2 separate regions of the Homo sapiens genome follow, and region 2 is linked to region 1. The links are chromatin contacts, found by Hi-C or POLR2A ChIA-PET in ENCODE. All regions are on one chromosome and are shown on one strand. Each heading gives the region's core, a stretch centred on a gene start or an enhancer-like site at or near the end of the contact. The rest is flanking DNA. Distances are from core to core; before and after follow the strand shown.

Region 1 (3,315 bases), core at 816-3,315:
AACAAAAAAACCAAAAAAATTAGGCCGGGTGTGCTGTCTCACGCCTGTAATCCCAGCACTCTGGGAGGCCGAGGAGGGCGGATCACCTGAGCTCAGGAGTTCGAGACCACCCTGGCCAATGTGGTGAAACTCTGTCTTTACCAAAATACAAAAAAATTAGCTGGGCATGGTTGTGCATCTGTGGTCCCAGCCACTTGGGAGGCTGAAGTGGGAGGATCACTTGAGCATGAGAGGGCATTGCAGTGAGCCAACATCGCGCCACTGCACTCCAACCTGGGTGACAGAATGAGACCCCACCTCAAAATCAAAAACAAAAGAAAAAAACCACAAAAATTAGGCAGCTGACTATAGGACGACTAGTTTGTACAAATATTCGTGGCATGTTAATGCATCACCATAATTAACTCAGAATAGCTTCCCAGAAAGCACTCAGTCTTTTAGACAGCAGAACACTAGAAATAAGTGGGTTTTTTTGTTTGTTTTTCAATTGTAATTCAGAGACAAGGTCTTGCTGTATTGCCCAGGCTGAGCTCAAGTGATCCTCCTGCCTTGGCCTCCCAAAGTGCTAGGATTACAGTTGTGAGCCACCGCACCTGACCAAGTGTCATCTATTTACTATGTTTTCTTTTTTCTGAGACGGAGTCTTGCCCTGTCACACAGGCTGGAGTGCAGTGGTGCGATTTTGGCTCACTGCAACCTCTGCCTGTTAGGTTCAAGTGATTCTCCTGCCTCAGCCTCCCGAGTAGCTGGAACTACAGGTGCTGGCCACCACGCCCAGCTACTTTTTGTAAATTTTTTTTTTTTTGAGACGGAGTCTCGCTCTGTCGCCCAGGCTGGAGTGCAGTGGCGTGATCTCGGCTCACTGCAACCTCTGCCTCCTGGGTTCACGCCATTCTCCTGACTATAGGCGCCCGCAACCACACCCGGCTAATTTTTTGTATTTTTAGTAGAGACGGGGTTTCACTGTGTTAGCTAGGATGATCTCGATCTCCTGAACTTGTGATCCGCCCGCCTTGGCCTCCCAAAGTGTTGGGATTACAGGTGTGAGCCACCGTGCCCGGCCTACTTTTTGTATTTTTAGTAGAGACGGGTTTTGCCATGTTGGCCAGGCTGGTCTCGAACTCCTGACCTCAGGTGATCCACCCGCCTCAGCCTCCCAAAGTGCTGGGATTCAGGCGTGAGCCACCATTATTATGTTTTCATTTGAAGATATTTTATCCTATAAAGTTTTCATTCTCAGGGCACTCTTGTCCTCATTTACCTGATGCTAACATCAAGGCCTCAATCTTTTCCCCCTTTTCCTGTCACATCAGTTCTTCTTCCTAGTCTAGTGCAGATTCACTACTCGGGATGCTGAGTGAAAGTGGAGTCTGGGTAAACACAGTACCTTCTCTAATTTCACCCGAGACTCTCGTCCACATTCCAGGGGCGTGGTGAGGTTATTTATATCCTGACCCCAGAAGGCAAAAAACTTCTCAATTCGGAGACTGCGAAGAGCGTAATACCCAGCATTCCGGATTCCGTATTTCTGGCCAACACTCATCACTTCATTGTATACATGCAGGGCGTACTATAGGAAGAGACAGAAAGTTCATAAGCAGCAGACCTTCAGAATTAAGCATGGAGCATGTCTGGAAGCGCTGATGGCTCACACTATTAACATGGACAAGAGAGGAGGCGTATAAAACTCCCAGGATGTCTCATCCTTGACACGCTCAGGGCACAGCCCAGGAGTGATGAGCTGGGGTCACCCCAGCCTGGACTTAAGCTCCATGACAACAGGATCCATGTCTTTTCACCTCTCTAAAATGTCTTGTGTGGTGATTCTAGCTTACAGCAATTCTTAAATAATAATTTATAGAAGCTCTCTCACCATTTGGTAAATGGCCAATCTCATCATCATTTCTAAAACAGCCCACCAACCCTCCATGGTCTTCATCTGATTCTGGCTTTGTTCTTTTGCTCCAATTTCCCAACCACTGTTACTCCCTCACGTACTGGCCCAAGCTGTGAGGCCCAGCTCTCACACGTTACTCGAGACGTGTGCACACATCGGATGACGGCGGGGGAGCCAGGAAGGCAGGGCTCGCCTGCTCATGTCCCACAGCATTCAGGCTCTCAAGCTGCTCTTTTCTTGGTTTCAGAAACATGTACGTTATCAGATCAGTGAACAGAAGGTTTTCCAAACTGAAAGCAAATATTCAATCCCTGTCTGAACATACGCTGTTAAGTTTAAAGTCCAACAAAAATGAGACTACACTGTTTGCTTTTAAAACTGTAAAATGAAATCCAAAGCAAGACGTAGCAAAGAACCAGCTTCAGTGGTACTGCAGTTCTTTATCCTAGCACAGTATGTTTCTATGAACTGCACCACTGTAGCTGAACAGGCATCTACCAAACAGACCACTATGATCAAGACAACTTTATTTACTTATTTATTTTTGAGACAGAGTTTTGCTCTTTTGCCCAGGCTAGAGTGAAGTGGCGCGATCTCGGCTCACTGCCATCTCCACTCCCGGGTTCAAGTGAATCTCCTGCCTCAGCCTCCCGAGTAGCTGGTACTATAGGTGGCTGCCGCCACACCCAGCTAATTTTTGTATTTTTAGTAGAGACGAGGTTTCGCCATGTTGACCAGGCTGCTCTCGAACTCCTGACCTCAGATGATTCACTCACCTTGGCCTCCCAAATTGCTGGGATTACAGACATGAGCCACCGTGCCGGGAAGACAACTTTAAATGTGGAAAAAAGGAATCCAAGCTATTGCATGCAACACTCGCCTGTGGTATGTGTGTAAGGGAAACACCTGAATCAGCCAAGGTGGGTGCAGGAGACCCACAGAATGCGGCAGGACGAGGAGAATACACAGCTGGCATCTCCAGGGAATGTGGTACTCTCCCACCTCAAGCTCAATGCCCGGTCCTTTAGGTAAGAGGATGACCAAGGAAGAACGATGTAACCAGGTGACTAGTGTTGGGCCAGATCCAACTACGTGACTAATGCTGGGAAAATCAAAGAGAAGAGTGGGTCCCCACCATTTACTCAAAGAGTAGTTCCCCACCATTTACTCGTTTTTCTCACAAAATACCAGAGATTTAGTGTGAACAAAACGAGAATCTGCCATCTGCCCCCATGTTTTGGAAGACCTCTTCTCAGAGAGACAAACATAAGCTTCCTGGACAAAAGCCAGCTTATAAAGAACCCAAGCGTGGCACAAATAATCTCTTAGACTCTTGAAAAATCATAAGAATGGGAACAGCCCAGGGAAATCAGAAAGCTGAAACCAAGGCCTCCAAGCAAGGATGAAGCTGCTAGAGC
Region 2 (6,122 bases), core at 1,939-4,438, 4.2 Mb before region 1:
CAGAGTTACGTCATGACGACAAACAGCCCTGAAATCTCAATGGCTGAACCCAAGTTTTATTCCAGCTAACATCAAATTGAATGCAAGGCAAGTGTTTCTCTAGGACATCTCTGCTCTCTAAAGGGACTCAGCAGTCAGGCTGCACCCTGTGTGACTTGCCATCTCAACATGTCCCTCCTCTATCGCCCAGGCGAGAGAGACAGGAGAGGGTTTTCACTGTCTCAGTCTCACTCTCTCATCAGGCTGGAGTGCAGTGGCCCGATCTCGGCTCACTGCATCCTCTAACTCCCTGGTTCAAGCAATTCTCCTGCCTCAGCCTCCCAAGGAGCTGGGATTCCAGGCATGCACCACCACTCCCAGCTAATTTTTGTATTTTTAGTAGAGACGGGGTTTCACCATGTTGGCCAGGCTGGTCTCTCTCCTGACCTTGTGATCCACCCACCCTTGCCTCCCAGAGTGCTGGGATTACAGGCGTGAGGCACTGCGCCCGGCCTGCTTATATTTTTTCATTGTCCAGAACTCATCTCGTGGCCTTCTCTGGAGCAAAGGGGTGGCAAGTGTAGTCTGCAGTATGTCCAGGAAAGAGGAATGTGGAACAGGATTTGGGAACACATAGTACTGTTGCTGCCACCAGCAGTTACAAGCTATGAACTGAATGAATCTATACATACAGCCATGAAGACATGTCTTTAAAACATAGTTTTGAGTTTTAAAAAAAGGTAGGAAAGAATGAGATTAAAGGGAAACTTATAGAAATTAAAACACATGCACATAGAACATTATGCTGCATGGGCTGGGTACGGTGGCTCACGCCTGTAATCCCAGCACTTTGGGAGGCTGAGGTGGGCGGATCACCTGAGGTCAGGAGTTCAAGGACATTATGCTGCATGTTCTTCGCGGATCCATCCATATCTAAGGACATTTATTAAACACATTGAAGTGGCTATAGCTTATGTGTGTGGGAAGGAAGGGTGGTTAGAATGATAGAGGAAATCAGGTAAAAAAAATCAAAGGACACGTTTGATGATGGTGATGATGATGATGGCAGTCATGAACTGAGGAGTGAGATTCATGCCACTCTACATTTGAGGTTCTTTCTCCAGCCATGTAACTCTGGCAATGGAGTAGAATAGGGAGGAGGGGGAAGGTGAGAACGTAGGTAGAAAGAGCTGTTGGGCAACTGTAGCAATAAAACAGAAAAGAGATGAATGTTTGCACATAGGCAGGGGCAGCAGGAATGCAGAAGGGCAGGTGTCAGAGAGCGTCCACGTGGTAGGACCCACAGGACCAGGTGGCTGAATGCAGAGGCTGAGGCTGAGCAGGGCGGCCAGTATGGCTCCTGTGTTCTGATGGCGTGTAGTGGCGTGACCAGCCAGGGTCTGGAAGAAAGAGGAATGAGTATTGGAATCAGAGGCATCAGATAACGATGTGGGATTCTTTAAGATATCAGTTGAGTCAAATGAGTGTCTAGAGAAAATGGAGCCAAAGGAGCTCAGGAGGGTCCAAGAAGCAGTTAAGAGTACCATGATAGAAGTGCCAGGGATCAAGTCAGGGAGGTAAGGTAATATGGTTTCGTTGTGTCCCCATCCAAATCTCATCTTGAACTGTAGCTCCTGCAATTCCTACATGTCACTGGAGGGACCCAGTGGGAGGCAATTGAATCATGGGGGTGAGTCTTTTCCATGCTGTTCTCATAATAGTGAATAAGTTTCACCAGATCTGATGGTTTTATAAAGAAGAGTTCCCAAGCACAAGTTCTCTCTTGTCTTCCGCCATGTAAGACGTGCCTTCTGCCTTCTGCCTTCTGCCATGATTGTGAGGCCTCCCCAGGCACTTAAACTGTGAGTCCATTAATCCTCTTTTTCTTTATAAATTACCCAGTCTTGGGTGTGTCTTTATCAGCAGTGTGAAAACGGACTAATACATAAGGGCTCAGAAGGGCCAACTGGATGGGCAAAGAAGCCATTGGTGACTTTAGTGAGAGCGACTTTAGTGGAATGGTGGGGGGGCAAAAGCCAGATTGCAGATGATTAAGGAAACAGTTGGAAGACAAGGAAGGCAACAGACATAGATTAGCCATTTGCTGAAGGTTAACTGGGAAAAGAAGGATGGAGGAAGGCTATACCGGGGGCTGCAGAGTGCAGATGTGCATGTGTAATATGGGAGGGAGCTGAGGGTTTATATGCTGAGGGGTAAAAGGTGGGATGGAGTCAGGATTGAAAATGAGGAAGAGAGGCCAGGTGCAGTAGCTCACGCCTGTAATCTCAGCACTTTGGGAGGCCGAGGCGGGCAGATGACAAGGTCAGGAGTTTGAGACCAGCCTGACCAACATGGTGAAACCCCATCTCTACTAAAAATACAAAAATTAGCCAGGTGTGGTGGCACACGCCTATAATCCTAGCTACTCAGGAGGCTGAGGTGGGAGAATCACTTGAACCTGGGAGGCGGAGGTTGCAGTGAGCCAAGATCATGCCATTGCACTCCAGTCTGGGTGACAGAGCGAGACTCCGTCTCAAAAAAAAAGAAAAAAAAAAAGAAAATGAGGAAGAGGCCAGACACGGGGGCTGACACCTGTAATCTCAGCACTTTGGGAGGCCGAGGCAGGCAGATCACTTGAAGTCAGGAGTTTGAGACCAGCCTGGCTAACATGGTGAAACCTTGTCTCTACTAAAAATACAAAAATTAGCTGGGCATGGTGGCAGGCACCTATAATCCCAGCTACTCGAGAGGCTGAGGCAGGAGAATCGCTTGAACCTAGGAGGCAAAGGTTTTAGTGAGCCGAGATCACGCCACTGCACTCCAGCCTGGGTGACAGAGCAAGACTCGGTCTAAAAAAAAAAAAAAAATGAAAACAAAGAAAATGAAGAAGATAGGGGCTCTACATGAACCAAGGATCCTAGCTGGTTATTTTGATTAAAAGATGACTCAAATGATGTTAACACTGATCAGACTTTAGCACGAGAGCTGCAGAGAAGGAAGACACTATGATGAGAATATATTTGGGGTTTTGAGCTGGGAAAAGACTTCTTAAATATGATCCAGAAAGTACTGGCCATAAGGAAAAAATGTTAACAGATTTGTCTGCACCAAAATCTACCAAGAGAGTCCTTTCAACTAGAACTGCCGTCACCACAATGATGAACATGGGGAAAGAGGAGAGGTACCTGCTGTATATTCTCAGGCCTTTTAGAACACATGGAGTTGTTCCTCTGGCCACATCCACACGAACCTACAAGAAAGGAGATGTTATAGACGTCAAGAGATGCCCCACGGATGTTACCAAGGCAAAAGGAATGCCCCACAGATGTTACCAAGGCAAAAGAGGAAGAGACTACATGTATCTAGTATGCTGTTGGCATGGTTGGAAACAAACAACAGCATGATTCTTGCCAAGAGAATTCATGTGTGTGTATGGAGCATACCAAGCACTCCAAGAGCTGGGAAGGCCTTCAGAAACACGTGAGGGAAAATGATCAAAAGAGAAGGAAACGGCCAGGCACGGTGGCTCACGCCTGTAATCCCAGCACTTTGGGAGGCTGAGGCGGGCAGATCACCTGAGGTCAGGAGTTTGAGACCAGCCTGGCCCACATGGTGAAACCCCGTCTCTACTAAAAATATAAAACTTAGCCGGGCATGGTGGCGCGTGCCTGTAGTCCCAGCTACTTGGGAGGCTAAGGCAGGAGAATCTCTAGAACCTGGGAGGCGAAGGTTGCAGTGAGCCAAGACTGCACCACTGCACTCCAGCTTGGGCGACGGAGGGAGACTCCATCTCAGAAAAAAAAAAAAAGAGAAGGAAGCCAGAGAGTACCTGGGTTCAACTGAAGTGCCAGCCTGCTCCAGCCAGAGAAGCACAATTTGTGAGAACAGGGAAAACGAACCCAAGCTGCTGGAACCCAATCCTCTTGAATTAATGGCTTCATAGGTATTAAAAAAAAAAAAAAAGGCCGAGCGTGGTGGCTCACACCTGTAATCCCAGCATTTTGGGAGGCCAAAGCAGGAGGATCGCTTGAGCCCAGGAGTTCAAGACCAGCCTGGGCAACATAGGGAGACTCATCTCTACGAAAAATAAATAAATAAATGATTTTAAAATGGCACAAAAAACAAACCAGACCCCTGGACTGTTAAAAAAAAAATTGATTGTTCTACATCAAAATAAATGTTCTCTAACTTTCATGTGGGCAGGAACCATATGGAGACCATCTTAAAAACACAGATCCCCAGAGATTGTAACACAGTAGGTCTGGGGTTGGGCCCAGAAACCTGAATTTTTATTATTTTTTTGAGACAGGGTCTCTGTCGCCCAGGCTGGAGTGCAGTGGTACAATCTCAGCTCACTGCAACCTCTGCCTCCCGGGTTCAGTAGATTCTCCTGGCCTCAGCCTCCCGAGTAGCTGGGACTACAGGTGTGCACCACCACACCCGGCAAAAGTTTGTACTTTTTGGTAGATACTGGCTTTCACTGTGTTGGCCAGGCTGGTTTTGAACTCCTGGCCTCAAGTGATCTGCCCGCCTTGGCCTCCCAGAGAGCTGGGATTACAGGCGTGAACCACCACACCTGGCCAGAAACATGAATTTTTAACAAGCATCATAGTGAATTCTTCTGTCATTGGTTCTATGTTTTGAATAACTGCTAGAGAACGGCCAGCTGAGGTCCTAGTAAGTGAGAACAAATCAGTCAACCAACCAATCAGCACCACCCCCTTCCGGAAAAGTCCCAAGCATTTGACAAAGATTTGTCACCTACAACTATCTGCCACTGTGTGAAGAGGGCTACTTTAAATGAACCCAAGTCTTGGTAAGTTTTCTTGAGAAAAACAGAAACAGGTACAAAATGAAAACAACTGGGGATTAAGTAACAGTCATGAAGGCAGTGATCATTTAAATAGGACTGGAATGGGTGGGCTTGGAGCCAGGTTGCACAGGTTTGCAAAAGCCAATTGTTAAATTTTCAGAAATTTTGTGAGCTGGAGGCTAAACAAAACCATTGTTAAAAATTAAATTGGGCCGGGCGCGGTGGCTCACGCCTGTAATCCCAGCACTTTGGGGGGCCGAGGCTGGCGGATCACGAGGTCAGGAGATCGAGACCATCCTGGCTAACACGGTGAAACCCCATCTCTACTAAAAATACAAAAAATTAGCCGGGCGAGGTGGCAGGCACCTGTAGTCCCAGCTACTCGGGAGGCTGAGGCAGGAGAATGGCGTGAACCCCAGGGGGTGGAGCCTGCAGTGAGCTGAGATCGCGCCACTGCACTCCAGCCTGGGCAACACAGTGAGACTCCATCTCAAAAAAAAAAAAAAAAATTAAATTGGATAAACTTACAATTAAATAGATTACATTAAGAAAAGATTTTTAAAACTCTCAACACATTGCATTCTAATTTCTTTTCTTTTTCTTTTTCTTTTTTTTTTGACATGGAGTCCTGCTCTGTTGCCCAGGCTGGAGTGCAGTGGCATGATCTCGGCTCACTGCACCCTCTGCCTCCTGGGTTCAAGCAATTCTCCTGCCTCAGCCTCCGAAGTAGCTGGGATTACAGGCGCCCACCACCTCGCCCGGCTAATTTTTTGTATTTTTAGTAGAGATAGAGTTTCCCCATGTTGGCCAGGCTGGTCTCAAACTCCTGACCTTAGGTGATCTGCCCGCCTTGGCCTCCCAAGGCCAGGTGTGAGCCATCGCACCCGGCCCTAATTTCTTTACTACATTTTACTATCAGGTGTGCTCCTCAGGTTATTTTTGTCTATCTTATCTGTAAGGTGGAAATACTATGTAGCACTGTGCTCCTGCGCCTCTCCTTCCAACTCAGGTTGTTGGCTTGAAACCAGGCACCGTGGAAGTATTTATACCAGTGAAATTGGGAAAGGCTTACAAATCAATGCTCCTCATCCCTTTTTTGGAGAACTGATTGTTACATGTTTACCAGAACACCACTGACCATGGTCCTTAAAGTAATTAGGCTGCACACGGTGGCTCATGCCTGTAATCCCAGCACTTTGGAAGGCCGAGGCAGGAGGATTGCTTGAGCCCAGGAGTTCAAGACCAGCCTGGGCAACAAGGTGAGACCTGTCTCTATAAAAAAGTTAAAAATTACCTGGGCGTGGTGGCTCGTGCCTGCCCTCTCAGCTAC

Evidence for each region. Hi-C counts contacts between places; a loop is a spot of excess contacts on that map. ChIA-PET counts read pairs that join two places held with the same protein, here RNA polymerase II (POLR2A). Pooled maps may share reads with other maps.
Region 2: a map of Caco-2 shows a loop between it and region 1 (7-fold over the local background). The contact joins the promoter of PCHILR here to the enhancer-like site in region 1. A Hi-C loop is called at or near these places in 40 of 168 maps with a recorded cell type or tissue (CD4-positive, alpha-beta T cell, CD8-positive, alpha-beta T cell, Caco-2 and 29 more), 5 of 37 single-sample maps with no recorded cell type and 19 of 50 pooled maps. POLR2A ChIA-PET finds 5 or more read pairs at or near these places in 3 of 52 experiments (BJ, GM10248 and H1).

Annotation. Positions count from the first base shown.
Region 1 is chr16:70,151,646-70,154,960 of GRCh38, reverse strand. It overlaps PDPR (pyruvate dehydrogenase phosphatase regulatory subunit), which reads right to left. Exons shown (of 19, transcript NM_017990.5): 18 at 1,388-1,570. Among named protein-coding and RNA genes, the nearest start is that of CLEC18C, 20 kb to the left of the region's middle. Within about 2 kb of position 2,065, at least 3 of the 41 ENCODE cell types and tissues checked have a DNase peak (open chromatin) inside an H3K27ac peak, as active enhancers do; they include prostate gland and thyroid gland, where a contact is called at or near this core.
Region 2 is chr16:74,310,403-74,316,524 of GRCh38, reverse strand. PCHILR (prostate cancer associated HIP1 interacting lncRNA) reads right to left here and starts at 3,188. Exons shown (of 2, transcript NR_186416.1): 1 at 3,165-3,188; 2 at 885-1,379. It also overlaps the pseudogene RPL21P118.